Linked DNA regions of Homo sapiens: all the other regions are linked to region 3. Evidence: chromatin contacts called from ENCODE Hi-C or POLR2A ChIA-PET data. All regions are on one chromosome and are shown on one strand. Each heading gives the region's core, a stretch centred on a gene start or an enhancer-like site at or near the end of the contact. The rest is flanking DNA. Distances are from core to core; before and after follow the strand shown.

The links. A loop is a pair of places that touch in the nucleus more often than their neighbours do. ChIA-PET counts read pairs that join two places held with the same protein, here RNA polymerase II (POLR2A). Pooled maps may share reads with other maps.
Region 1: a pooled map shows a loop between it and region 3 (4-fold over the local background). The contact joins two enhancer-like sites. A Hi-C loop is called at or near these places in 6 of 50 pooled maps. POLR2A ChIA-PET finds 5 or more read pairs at or near these places in 4 of 52 experiments (H1, activated CD4-positive, alpha-beta T cell, activated CD4-positive, alpha-beta memory T cell and 1 more).
Region 2: a pooled map shows a loop between it and region 3 (4-fold over the local background). The contact joins the promoter of SAMD4A here to the enhancer-like site in region 3. A Hi-C loop is called at or near these places in 2 of 37 single-sample maps with no recorded cell type and 6 of 50 pooled maps. POLR2A ChIA-PET finds 5 or more read pairs at or near these places in 5 of 52 experiments (A673, GM12878, MCF 10A and 2 more).

What each region holds. Positions count from the first base shown.
Region 1 is chr14:55,372,378-55,377,192 of GRCh38, reverse strand. The region is part of intron 9 of ATG14 (autophagy related 14); the gene reads left to right. It also overlaps a transcript of FBXO34 not described here. Among named protein-coding and RNA genes, the nearest start is that of ATG14, 37 kb to the left of the region's middle. Within about 2 kb of position 3,237, at least 6 of the 41 ENCODE cell types and tissues checked have a DNase peak (open chromatin) inside an H3K27ac peak, as active enhancers do.
Region 2 is chr14:54,564,090-54,568,434 of GRCh38, reverse strand. SAMD4A (sterile alpha motif domain containing 4A) reads right to left here and starts at 1,307. Exons shown (of 13, transcript NM_015589.6): 1 at 1,097-1,307; 2 at 323-939. The coding sequence starts at 518. RefSeq lists silencers at 276-335, 576-635, 1,476-1,665, 1,786-1,835, 2,396-2,525 and 2 more.
Region 3 is chr14:55,069,108-55,073,581 of GRCh38, reverse strand. It overlaps MAPK1IP1L (mitogen-activated protein kinase 1 interacting protein 1 like), which reads right to left. Exons shown (of 4, transcript NM_144578.4): 4 at 3,388-4,474. Among named protein-coding and RNA genes, the nearest start is that of MAPK1IP1L, 20 kb to the right of the region's middle. RefSeq lists an enhancer at 1,249-1,368. Within about 2 kb of position 1,546, at least 14 of the 41 ENCODE cell types and tissues checked have a DNase peak (open chromatin) inside an H3K27ac peak, as active enhancers do; they include GM12878, where a contact is called at or near this core.

The DNA of each region.
Region 1 (4,815 bases), core at 1,988-4,487, 300 kb before region 3:
GTATTTTTAGTAGAGACAGGGTTTCATCATGTTGGCCAGGCTGGTCTCAAACTCCTGACCTCTGGTGATCCACCCGCTTCGGCTTCCCAAAGTGCTGGGATTACAGGCTTGAGCCACCGTGCCTGGCCACACAATTTTCTTATCACTGAGTCAATCTGATCACCATTTGTTGGAGATAAAAGGTATTAGAGGTGTAGGGGATGAACTGGTTTGAAATCAATGAGCTTAAAAACAGTTAAACAAAAAATACCAACCAGGGCTGGTGTGTGAGATCTTTTTATTCTCTCAGCCCATGAAAGCATGTACTGTACGAGCCTTAGCTTTCGTTCCATCCATGCACGCCTGTGCTGGGTGTTTGCCCTTTTTTCCTTGCTCTTAGCAGTCTGTCCATACATTTCTGCAGAGATGTGATATGGTTATATATTTACACTTTTGAAAGAGAACTCAAGAAAAGACAAATGGCGGGAAAGTTCTTTTGGGTTTCCCTTCCGCATCATCCATCTACTGAAACCCAAGGCATTAGGGGAGGCCTCGTCCACTAACACGTGTGCCTGGCTTCCCCCATGCAGCAGTTAACTTTCAGTGATAATCTGCTTTTAACCATTGTCTTATGCTTCCTCCCCCTCCCCACCTCAGATAGTTAACATTTCCAGGACATAGACTCCTTTATAAAAAGCTGTGAACTCGCCAGGAAACTGCACATATACTTACAATGTTGTGCCATTTTACAGGGAGTTCATGCCTCTCACCCCTGATCCCATTCATTGGTTCATGAGCCATGGAAACGTGAACATTAGAAATCCATCCCAGTTTTGATGGTTGGTTTCTGTGAGTTTACTCACCATCCTCTCTGTACCTTACCTGTAAAGGGCTCAAATTAGGAAATTTATCCTTACTAATAAGAGCTAATATTTATTGGGCCACTATTTATTGACACAAGGCCAACCACTTTACTTGCCTTGGATATTATTCCTACTTTATAGACAGGAGAAACTGACGCTTAGTATGGTCAAGTAACTCATGGCCATGGTCACAGAGCCAGTACAAGTGGTGGAGCCAGGGTCTCAGTGCACACCTGGCTGACTCCACAGTAGTAGACACTCATGCAGTTAACCAGTATTTATTATTTCATCACATTAACAGATTAAAGAAGAAAAAACATAAGATCGACCTGATAGATGCCAAAGAGAATTAAATAAAATGCAGTTCCCATTAATAATTAGGGGGGAAAATTACTAGCAAGTTAAAAGTAGATTATTACTAGTGGATATCTATCATAAACCTACAAGGAAAGTTATACTTCATGGCACGTTACTTACATAGATACTGATGTAATTTATGCAATAGATTACATAGGAACAATCAAGGATGCCTACTATCAGTGCTGTGTTAACAGCTCTGAAGGCCTTGCCAAGGCAAAGCATTTTTAAAAAGAAGTGAAGTGTATTTATATTGGAAAGAAAGAAACTAAGTTGGGAGTATTGTAGATGGTATAATTATTGAACTGGATATCCAAGAGAACTAAGAAACTGTTTGAAATGATAGTTCAAACCAGGCATGGTGGCTCACGCCTATAATGCCAGCTACTTGGGAGGCTGAAGTGGGAGGATCACTTGAGCCCAGGAGTTCAAGACCAGCCTGGGCAACATAGTGAGACTCCATGTCTACAAAAAGTAAAAAAAAAAAAAAAAAAAAAAAAAAATTTAGCCCGGCGTGGTAATGCATGCCTGTAGTCCCAGCTGCTGTGGAGGCTGAGGTGGGAGGGTCGCCTGAGTTGAGGAGCTCCAGGCTGTGGAAGTTTGTGCCACTGCACTCCAACCTGGATGACAGAATGAAGCCCTGTCTCTTCACAAAGAAAAAGATAAACATACAAAAAACAGTTGCTGTCTTGTGTGCCAACAACAACCAGTTTGGAAATTTAATGGAAAAAGTATTCCTTTTACTGTAGCAGCAAAAACTATAAATTCCATAGCAGTGATCTTAATAAAATATATGTAAAATGATTATAAAAATTATGAAGCTTATTTTTATTCCACATGTATTATTTGAATGGCTCTACACACCGTATGAGGAGTGGAGCTGAAAGAAAGCCACAGGCAGGGAAAACCCTTATGATTTTCCAGGATGAGAAGGCTCAGTGTTGCAAAAGGGCTACTTCTCAAAAGGAAGACTGATCGTATTTCATGGAGCTTTGACAAGCTGATTCTAAAGTTCAACTAGAAGTATAGTCTGCAAGGAAGTTTTGAAAACAATAATGAGGGATGGGGTTGGTCCATTTAAAACATAGCATAAAGGTAATTAAAACAGAGTGCTGTTAGCATGCAAATAGGTGGAGTGATTAGAGGAAGAAAATAGTCCCGAAACAGACTCTTGTATATGTGGAAATATAATCTTATGATAGAGGAGGCGTTGAATCAGATAATGGTTCAATAGCGTTGGGCCAGTTGGGTATTCATATGGGGGAAAAGTTGAGTTCATACCACATTCTATATACAAAAATAAAATCCAGATGATATAAAAAACCTTATTTAAAAAAATACAGCTATAAAATAAGCAAAAGGACAGTGTTTTATAATGATAGGGTGGTGAGGGAATTCCCAAGTAAGCCACAAAACCCAAAAACCATAAAGGAAAGGAGTTAGACATCTTCCTGTGTCAGAACTCTGAGTGTGTCTAGTGAAAGCTGCCATAAACAAAGTTAAAAGACATGTCATAGATAGGTTCCACAACCTCTATAACAGACAACAGATTAAAATCTAGACAACTGAAATCTTTCAAATCAGTACAGGAAAGACCAACAACCTATTAGAAAAATAGACAAAAGATTAAAACATGCGGCTCACACAAGAAATGTAAGTAGTCAGATCACTTGAGCTCAGGAGTTGGAGGCTGCAGTGAACTGTGATCACTTTTGTGAATAGCCACTGTACTTCAGTCTGGGCAACACAGTGAGACCCCCATCTCTTTAAAAAAAAACATTAAAATAATAAAAAACTTAAAATGCAATTCAAAACAAGTTTCCATTTGCAACCATCAGTTTGACAAAAATAGGAAGGCTCGATGAATCCAGCGTTGCTGGTAGTTGAGGGAAAAAAGCACTCATACTGGAGGTGAATTTTTGTAGCGGGTCTGAAGTTTTCTGTAGGCTTACTCTTGAGTCAGGTTTTCCATTGAGAATTGCACACACAATTAGGCTGTGAGTCACATCTAAGTTTATGGCCAGAGGACAGGAAGTAGAACTTCAGGAGTCCCCTTTTCACACCTGCTTCATCAGAATCAAAGTGTAGAGAAGATTGTTCATGGAACCTGGGTGGGATTTCCTGTTTCTGTTCAGACCGGCACAACTGAGGATTCTATTCTGAAAAGATAAACTTTTTTTTTTTTTTTTGAAACAAATTTAAACTTACAGAAAAATTACAAAAAAATAAAAATAGGACCAGGCATGGTGGCTCACACCTGTAATCCCAGCACTTTGGGAGGCTGAGGTGGGCGGATCACTTGAGTTCAGGAGTTTGAGACCAGCCCGGCCAACATGGGAAACTGCATCTCTACTAAAAGTACTGAAATTATCTGGGCGTGGTGGCGGGTGCCTGTAACCCCAGCTACTTGGGAGGCTGAGGCAGGAGAATCGCTTGAACCCAGGAGGCGGAGTTTGCAGTGAGCTGAGATCGTGCTGCTACACTCTGGCCTGGGAAACGGAGTGAGACTGCATCTCAAAATAAAAAAATAAGTAATAAAAATAGTACAGTCATATACACCCTTACCCAGATTGACCTATTAATATTTTGCCCATTGCTTATCCTTTGTGCAGTTTCTGTGTCCATCAATGCACACACTCCCACATATTTGAAATAGGATATATTATAAAAGTGACTTTTACAAAGCTAGAAAGATCCTTTTGTTGCCTTAATTGGTAGAATACCTCCCTGCAGCACCATGAGAAAATGAGTATTCCTGGTTCAGGGTCTTGAATAAAAAGATATCCATTATTCAGCTAAACTAAAAATTAGGAAACAATTTTATAATCTTAATTCCCCAAAGACATTAAGCAAAATAGGATGAATTATTTTGCTAGTTGGTTGTGTGTGCTGTGTCTCTAGCTTGGGGTCTGGCAGGCAGGTGATGTATCTCTAATCTAGAAGTGGGAGAGGCACTGGGTGGAGAAACATCGCAGGGGCCTCTCCTCCTGCTCTGTGGCTTCTCAGAAATGTAGGTTGATCATTGGAACCAAAATTGTTCCATACTGGCCCCTTGAGGAGTCTTCCATTCAGTCGCTTTTCATTGTACTTAGCTGAGCGCCTGCTCCGTGCCAGGTGGGTTTCTCCACGCAGAGAACCGGAGTCCACCGGGAACTTGGACATTTCCTCCTCTCTGTCCCTTCTGCCTGTCTCCTGGGAAAACTAAGACCCCAGGATTGGAGAAGGCAGCATCAAAGAAGAAAACAGGCTGAGCCTTGGAGGGAGGGAGGAAAGAAGGAAGGAGCTGTGGTAAAAAGGAAGGAAGGAAGGAAGGGAGCAGGGAGGAGCGAAGGAAGGAGCAAGCTGTGGAAAAAGCTGACTGGGGAAGAAAGGAAGGGAGGGAGGGAAGGAGGAAGGGAAGGAGTGAGGAAGAAAGGATGGAAAGAAGGGAGGGAGGGAGAAAGGGAAAGAAGGAAGGGAGGAGTGAGCTGTGGTAAAAAGCTGACTGGGACCTTTGGGGGATCCTGGGGAAGATGAGAGACTTAGCCTGGCAGTCAGTTCTGAGGTCCCCTAGACTGCACAGCTGAACAGAACAGAATCAGAGCATCTTTGGTTTAGTAAAGGAGGGAGCCCAGGG
Region 2 (4,345 bases), core at 58-2,557, 500 kb after region 3:
TCTACGTGACCTGACTTACTTATTTCCCAGGAAACTGCATGAGAGAAAAATCAATCATTCATGCTACCGTAGCTACCACACGGAAAGGGCTGACGGAGTTCACAGTGGGCAAAATCCCAAAGCGGCCGGCGGAGGTAAGTAGGTGGGGGGCGGTAGTGGGGGGACACCCGGAGGGGGTGGATTCCGAGGGCCTCGGGGCCACGCCGTCCAGGTCCCGGCGCGGCTGGCAGGGACTGGCCTCGGCCTGGCCCGAGGCAGAGAAGCGGAGGGAGGAGCGGGGGTTGGGCAGGCGGGACGGCGGCGGCGGCCGCCGCACACTTACCGGGGCTGTTGGCCTCGCGTTCGAGGACGTGCAGCTCGGCGCAGTCGGCCAGCGAGTGCTCCAGGCAGAGCTGGAGGAAGCGGGCCTGGGTCTGGCTCACGCGCTTGAGCAGCGACAGCAGCGCAACAGTCTGCTCGCACTCGTTCCAGCCCTTAAACCAGCCCGCCAGCACCCCGACCTGGTCGCGAAACATCATGGTTAGGGGGCCGCCCTCGGTCTACAGAGCCCCCTGGGCGCCCCAGCCCGCCCCGCCCGCCCCAAAGTTTGGCGGAGCCGCAGCCCCGCGGCCGGAGACGCGTTCCTGTTCCAAGGTGGCTCTGGTGCCCGGACGCTGCAGGTACTGCCTGGGCTCCTGCCTCTCTTGTCTGGTTTCAGTTACGTTCCGGTGGTTCTGGCTGATTTCCCCAGAGACGATGACAGACAGTAGCACGGAAATGTTTCTTTAAAAAAAAAAACGACTTTTTAAAAATCCCCCACAAGGCACACAACTGAATGAAGAATGCTTTCTCCCCCCTTCTTGCAGCTTTGGGATGGTGATTTCCGGCGTCCTGGGGTCTCCTCCCCGCTGGGCGGCAACTCGGACCCTTCACGCCCGCATTCCCGAGCGGCGATCACCACTGGAAGGAGAGAAAGAGCTGCAGTGAGACCTCGGCTAGCGGAGGAGCGCGCCCTGGGGGGACGAGGGCATCAGAGGGTGCTGGGGCCAGGGGAGGGGGCGTCCCGCGGAAGGTTGGGTTCGCCGAAATCCAGCCGCCCCCTCCGCCCCCTCCGCACCCGATGTGGGAGATGGGCTATTCCCCACCGGGTAACAGCGAGAAGCCTGCTTCCCAGGTGCGGGAGGAGACCCCGCGGCTTCCTGTTGCTGCCGCTGCCAACGGCTGGTGCTCCCCTCACGGCCCGCCTGGGGTGGCCTCGGGCGCCGTGCTTAAGAACGCCAGCACCAGCAACAGATCTTCCCCGCGCAGAAAACTTGCAATGCGGCTGCGAAGGGGCGCGGGGGTGGGGGTGGGAGCTAATGCAAAGCAGAGGCGGAGGCAGCGGCAGCCCGAGTTCCTTCCTCCTCCTCTTACTCCTCCTCCTCCTCCCAGAGAAGCAGCCGAGCGGCTGCAGCTCCATCTACAGCAACAGCCAGCATCTCCACCGCCAGGCGCCCCTCTGGATTTAGGCCGTGAGCAGCCGCGGCAGCAGCTCGAGACAAAAATAAACTCTCTCCACCCAAAGCTCCGCGCCCAGCGGGCGGCGGCGCAACCCAGAGCCCCGGCTCCCCCGCGCCGCGCCGCACCAGCCCACCCGGGAGGTCTCCCTGGGCCTGCTCCGGCCGGAGCGGTCACTGTGCGCGCGCGTGTGCGTGTGTGTGTGCGCGCGTGTGTGGCAGGCATCCTGCCGCCGCCGCCTACGGGCTGGTCTGTCCGGCCCGGAGCCTCGCCCGCGCGTCGCAGGCCGAGGGCGGCACAGCGCTGGGCACACGCCCCGCGAGGGGACGGCCGGGGTCCGCAGCGCTGCTCCCTTCGGCCAGCGGGGCGGCCCCGCGGGGAATGCGGATCGGCGCCGCAGGCACACGCCCCCCAACGACAGCAAAGAAAGTTCGGCTGCGGGGGTTCCCCCAGTCCCATCCCGGTTCTCGTGGCCGCCGCCGGCGGGGAGGAGAACCCAGCGACTCAGCCTTCAAGGAGCCGCTAGCTTCCAACAACACGCTGCTTCCGGCTCCCAGAACTTCTCGGGCGGAGGGGGAAGCCCCCGGGGAGGGGACCCCCAGTGACCCGCGGGTCCCCCGCCGAGGGCCGTAGGGAGGGAGCGCTCACCTCGGCGCGGCTCATCCCGGCGGCTCGGGGGCCCTTGCGCGGGTCCGGGGCCGCGGCGGCTCTCAGCGGGGTTGGGGGCGCCCGGAGCGCCGGCCGCGGGCCATGCCGTCGGGGCGGGCGGCGCGGGGAGAGTGCGGTGCTTCGAGTCGGGGCCGCTGCAGCCGCCGCTGCTGCTGCCTCCAGTGTCGGCTCGCGGAGGACTGAGCCGCCCGAGCCGGAGCTCCCCACATGCTACTGATTAACATACACCATTACATCATGGGCTTGGCAGGGAGCGCCCGAGCGGGGGGAGAGGAACCCGGGCGGCGGCGACGGCACGCGGGGGGAGCCGGGGGGAGGAACCCCGGACCCGGCGCAGGGCGGGGGGACGGATTCCTAAGTGGGGACCAGAAAAAGGGGAGGGGAGCGGAGTGGGAGGAGCTGGTGGCGCAGAGGGGTCGGGTAGAAGGAACCTCCGAGAGGAACGAAGAAGTTCGGGGAAGAGGACGGGTCCGGGTGAATTTCTTCCTGCGGCCGCCTGCGTGTTCTGGAGGGGTCGGGACACTCAAGCCACTGGAGCCCCGGCAGAAAGGGACCCGAGGGCGCTCGGGCGGGGGCGGTGCTGCCACCCGCTGCTTGTCCTTGGGAATGTGGTTCGTCCGCTCGGCTGACCCTCGGCCCTTCTGGGGCCCCGGGGTGGCCGAGGTGTTTGGCCCCCGGGCGGTGAGACCCGAGGTCACTGCCGCACTTGCTGGGATGGGTTCCGGGGGTCGTGGAGGCGAAGGGTTCACGAGGCTGAGGGGCAGTGCGCAGGGTTGGACCTGCCCAGGCGCTAGGTTCCGTGCCGCCCTAGTCCAAGGGCCTGGCCCGGGTCGGGTGCCGGATGCCCTTTGCTCTGGCGCAGGCTCCTAGAGGCCGGCCCGGCGCCTGGCTGAGTCCCACTCTTCCCCGGGGAGGTGGCCGAACTCCTGAGACCGGTCGGGGGAGCTGTGCCTGGCGCGCGGGCTGCGGCTTCTGGCCTGGAGCGGAGGCGAGCGCCGCCCTGGGCGACAAAGAGGCGGGGCGAGGCCACCTGTCAGCGCTTAGGCGTCGCCAGGCCTCGCAACCTTCACCTGGATCTGGAGAGTGCGCAGGGCCGCGGCCACACCGGGGCTTCAGGTCCTTGCCGCGCGAGAGGCGAGGAGGGCGCAGCGCAGAGGCTGAGTGGCGCAGGGTGGGCTGCGAAAGTGCCTCTGCTAGTCTTGAAAGTAAAGGTTTGGTTAAAAATACCCTAAACCCTAAAAACCTCTGTACCTCCTGATATGGGTTGAATATTCGCAAGAAGGACTGGATGACTAAATCTGGGCTATCTCCGTGATTTCAGAGGAAACACTGCTCCCTCCAGCAACTTGAGGCTTTGTTTATACGGGAGTAATTCTGAGAAGGCAGTGAAACGCGTGTTTCAGACCCAGCCTTTCCTACTCCTGCTAATCCACTGTTTTGAAGAGAAAGTATCTGAGATATTATTCCACTAATTAACACTTTTGTTTTCCAACTCCGGCATATGTCCCTGGAATTTAAATGCTTTCTTCCCTTCCTCCTCAAATTTAGTTTCTGCAGCGTATAGTTCGTTTCAGACACGTGATAGCACCTAACCATCTGTTAGGGTTTTTGAAAGGTCTTGTCGAGGTCGAGCTGCAAAAATGTGGATTTTTTAAAAGTTAATTATTAACCAGACAGGTGAGGTATCCGCTTAATTTAATGAATATTTTGCCCTATTTAGAAAACAGGAAACCTGAAGTCAGTGTTTTATTTTTGTTTTGTTTTGTTACTGTAGAGGCAGAAAGGCTTGATAGATTTTCTCCAAGAGATTACTATGAATTAGCTAATTCTTAGTAATAACTTATATCAGGAAATAGGGAGGATTAGAGAGTATGGTCTACTTCGGTATATACCTTGCTATAAATTGTAGGCAAAGCAGATGTCGTTCTAGGGCTTTTGGAAGCTCCCAAGAGTGAATTTTTTTTAAAAGAAAGTGAAAAAACCAGAAATTTCATTAACATGTATTTTCACCTGCAGCTTACTAAAGGTATAGTAAAACTAAAAACAAAACAACAAAAAAAAAAAACAAAACTTAAGCTGGTGAATGAAAATACTGCCATCTACTGGAAAAGTGTAGTTCTTACACCAGCCTTTGACCTAGGAAAAGACATTGATTTATCTCATTTTTGAATTCTTACTGTTCAGGACACTCTAAGACATA
Region 3 (4,474 bases), core at 297-2,796:
AGCGGCCGACTGTATGTGAATGAAGGGGTAACTTCTACAGTAAAACATGTTTTTTAGGACAAGTTTTTTCTCTGAGGAAATAAAATCTTCACTGGTACTCTTTTTTTGTTATATTTAGGACAACCATGTGACTTATCACAAACACCAGGACACTTTTGTGGATGCAAGGGAGGTGCTTTAATAATTATACCTGGAGTCTGGGCGTGGTGGCTCACGCCTGTAGTCCCAGCACTTTGGGAGGCCAAGGTGGGTGGATCACCTGAGGTCAGGAGTTCGAGACCAGCCTGGCCAACATGGTGAAACCCTGTCTCTACTAAAAATACAAAAACCAGCTGGGTGTGGTGGTGGGCACTTGTAATCCCAGCTACTTGGGAGGCTGAGGCAGGAGAATCGCTTGAACCCAGGAGGCGGAGGTTGCAGTGAGCCGAGATCATGCCATTGCATTTCAGCCTGGAGGGAAAAAGCAAAACTCTGTCTCAAAAAAAAAAAAAAAAAAAAAATTATACCTGGCAAACAGGAACCAGAATGATTCCAGGCCATATATCCAACTGGGACATATAACCACTTGCTTAGAGCACAAGGTTGGTGGTTAATAAATATTAGGATCACATTGTGTACTCCCTGCTCCCCCCGGCATGTGAGGTAAGAGCTAATCACATTGTGTAACATTTAATCCTTAATGTTGATCACCTAATTTTTATTTTTTTGAGACAGGGTCTTACTCTGTCACTCAGGCGTGGTGCCATCATGGCTCACTGCTACGTCTGCTTCTTGGGCTCATGTGATCCTCCCACCTCAGCCTCCCAAGTAGCTGGGATTATAGGCATGAGCCACCACGCCTGGGTGATAATCTGATTTTTAAAAAAGGAATATTCATATAGAGCTACTATATTAGATGTGCATTGTTTGGGGTATGCTAACATACCTAGTGGATCTCTAGCTAGAGGGAATGAAGAATGTTTTTTCCCTCATGGTACTTTGAGCATTATTATGTTTATAGGTAAGGGAAGTGAGCACAGGAAGCTAATCAGTTGCCGTAAATCACACACCAGAGCTGAGCTCAAAGCTTAAAATAAAAACCCTAAAAAACAAATTCGTGACCCAACACTGATTTAAAAAGAAAAGTAAAAAATAAAAATACCAACTCTGCCCTGTGAATCCCCAGCAATTGTGTTGCTCGCTGAACCATGAAGGGCTGCCCTTTAGAATTTGATCACAGAGGCATCGAAGGTGGAGACTTATTACCCCTTTCAGACGAGAAATCTTATGCTGGGAAGCTGCTTTTCCTAGTTCGCACAAGTCCTCTTCATTCCACTTCTATAAAAAGCCCAAGTAAGAGTCCTAATCGTTAGTCATGCAGTTTAGTCTTTTTGTAGATTTGAGCATTCAAGAAAGGACGCAGGTGATTCATTAAGCTTAGTACTTGGGGTTTTTGTGTGTTGCAGTAACTAAGCAACAGTTAAGATATTTTAACTTAGCATGTCCTGCATTGGCACGTTTAAAAAAAGAACTGTCATGCCGTGCTTGGCAGAACCTCACTCTGACTCTTCCACACTCTGTGCAGTTCCTGTACATCTTGGCTGCCCATCCACTGCTAACAGAGACCTCTTCTGTCTCAGCTGCTCTGACAGCCTTGGCCTAGTGTGTGCCACTGCAGGGTAGCTGGATATCCATGTCTCCAATGACTGGTAACTGCAAAGGCTGGACCTGGAACTAGTGGTTTGATCATCCACTACCTTAATTCTCTCATTCACATTTTAAACCCACTCTTAACTGCTATACCTTTGAACATTTGCCTTTATGAAAACACAACTCAAGTTCTAGGTTAGCACTTGAAGAACTGTGATTATTCACAAAACCATGCATTTCAAACATAACCATTAGCTTTTTTTTTTTTTTTTAACTGAATATCCGATGAAACTCACTAAATGAAGTGTGAGAGGTCTGCTACATAACATTCAATTTAGATAGATTTGATTGTCCAGATAGTTTTGGAAGAACTGCAGTACTAGATGCCTGAACAAAAAAAATAGAACCTAGTGGATAAACTCTAAGCCTTGATAACAGAAGCACTGGTTCATTATTTATGTGGTATGACTCTGGGAATTTAACCTCTAAACAGGATCTTGCTCTGTCGTCCAGGCTGGAGTGCAGTGTAGCCTCTAACTCCGGGGCTCAAGTGATCCTGCCACCTTGGCCTCCTGAGTAGCTGGGACTAGAGGCACATGCCACCACACCTGGCTAATTCTTCAATTTTGGCTTGTGGAGATGGGGTCTTGCTATGTTGTCCAGGCTGGTCTCAAACTCCTGGCTTCAAATGATCCTCCTGCCCTGGCCTTTCAAAGTGTTGGGATTACACAGGCATGAGTCACTGCGTATCTCTTTTAAACTTGGTTTCCTTATCTCTAAAGTGGCTTTTAAATCTACGTATCTTTAAGGAAAGCTAGACTATATGACCATTAAATAAAACGACAAGCTCTGACATAAAACATAATCAGAGCAAAACTTAAAATGTTCTATTTCCTCTTTTCTTACGTAAAACTAAGTATGGCTTAGAATCCCATATGACCCAATTCTATTACACTTGGGAACCTCTGACTATGATCTAAATAAACCTCAAGTAGCAGACATGGTCATTTATAATGGTAGTTTTTTAAAATTTAAAAGCAGCAAATCTGTCCCCTTCCTGAAGCAACTTATCAGTAAGGAAAATACACGAAGTGCAGAGTGGAACTGCTCTAGGGAAAGCAGGGAGAGACTAAGCGTTATAAGCTCTACTTGGTCCTCTCCTCAGCACTGGGAAAATCAATTTTCCCAAATGAGAGAAAAAAGTTTAAGTGCCACGAGGGCCAGGCATGGTGGCTCAAGCCTGTAATCCCAGCACTTTGGGAGGCTGAGGCAGGCGAATCACCTGAGGTCAGGAGTTTGAGACCAGCCTGGTCAACATGGCAAAACCCCATTTCTAGTAAAAATACAAAAACTAGCTAGGACTGGTGGTGTGCACCTGTAATTCCAACCACTTGGGAGGCTGAGGCAGGAGAATCGCTTGAACTCGGGAGGCGGAGGTTGCAGTGAGCAGAGATTGCATCACTGCACTCCAGCCTGGGCGACAGAGTGAGACTGTCCCAAAAATAAGTAAAAGCCACAGGAATAAGCTCTATGAGATGACCCAAATCCTCTCCTGGCACTCGAATTCTATTGCATGCCTTATTTAAAATAAGTGAGCTAAGATTTAGAATTCTATTTTGCTTTGGAGATCAGTTGCAAAAGGATTGGTGCTAAGAGTATTAATACGGTGATAAAAAAGGACTTGCCTGGGTCAGGTAACCCACGATAGCATGTTTGTCAGAGCAATGTCATCTCACAACAGGAAAAAAAGAAACTGGCCCTGCTCCAGAATGGTCTTATTATTTCACCATCCATTTCATAACTCCACTTTAGGTGAATACTTTCATGGGATATTGAATAACATATCAAAAACAATTTAAAATTTTACAGCTGCATTTTGTCCAATCATAAGGCAAAAAGCAGAAATTCCTTCCAAAAGTAGCACTGCAAAGTATTCATTCATTCATTGCCCTACTGAAATTGGGAGTTCCAAGGAATGCCAGCGAAATCTCCTGTGGGAAAATGGTAAACTCCAAGTTTAATAATGTGACCCTCACTAAATGCGTAGCAGTTAATGATAAAAGTAGAACTATCTTTCATAACAGAAAGTGGGGGAGTGAGGGGAGTAGGGACAGACAGAGAAAGTTCCCTGACTTCATATTATCATATATACGGATAATCTGGTTACCAAGAGTAGCCTAGCCTTAAAAGAAGAGAAAATCACCACAATGGACACCATGTTGCTGAGAGGGTTTGCGGAGGAAGGGTGGTTTCCAGATATCCTTAGTGAATGCAGGTCACATGCAAAGAGGTATCTCAGGCCCTTTTTTCTTCCTTTTTGACAACAAATTTACAGTTAATTAGGCTCTGGACTTGCTCAGAGAAGCCCAGAATTGGGCCTAAAGAATAAAATAACATGAAAAATCTGTGAAACCATGAAAATACATTTTTTAAAAAAAGTTTCCAGGTATAATACACAAAAGCAAACAAGTTTATCTTAAAAAATACCAAGTATCACATCCATAGCCTATTCCTAATTATAATTACTTCTTAAAGCAACATTTGTCTTTGTTTACAAATACAGCAGCAGGTGATAAAACCTAGTATCTCAAACTGATTGCTTACAATTTATAATACAAACATATGTATATGTCTCAAATCACATTTTAGGCAGTTTAACTTAAAATGCATAGACAATTACATACATTAAATTTGTCATTACTGTCAGTGAAAAATCACAATTTCAAGAAGAAAATTACAACAAACTCATAGAGCACACATAAGAAGTCAAGTTCACTTAATGGCAACAAGTCAGTATCTGCTGATCAGTGACAGGCAGTGAAAGTGCCTTTATCCAGGGGTAAAG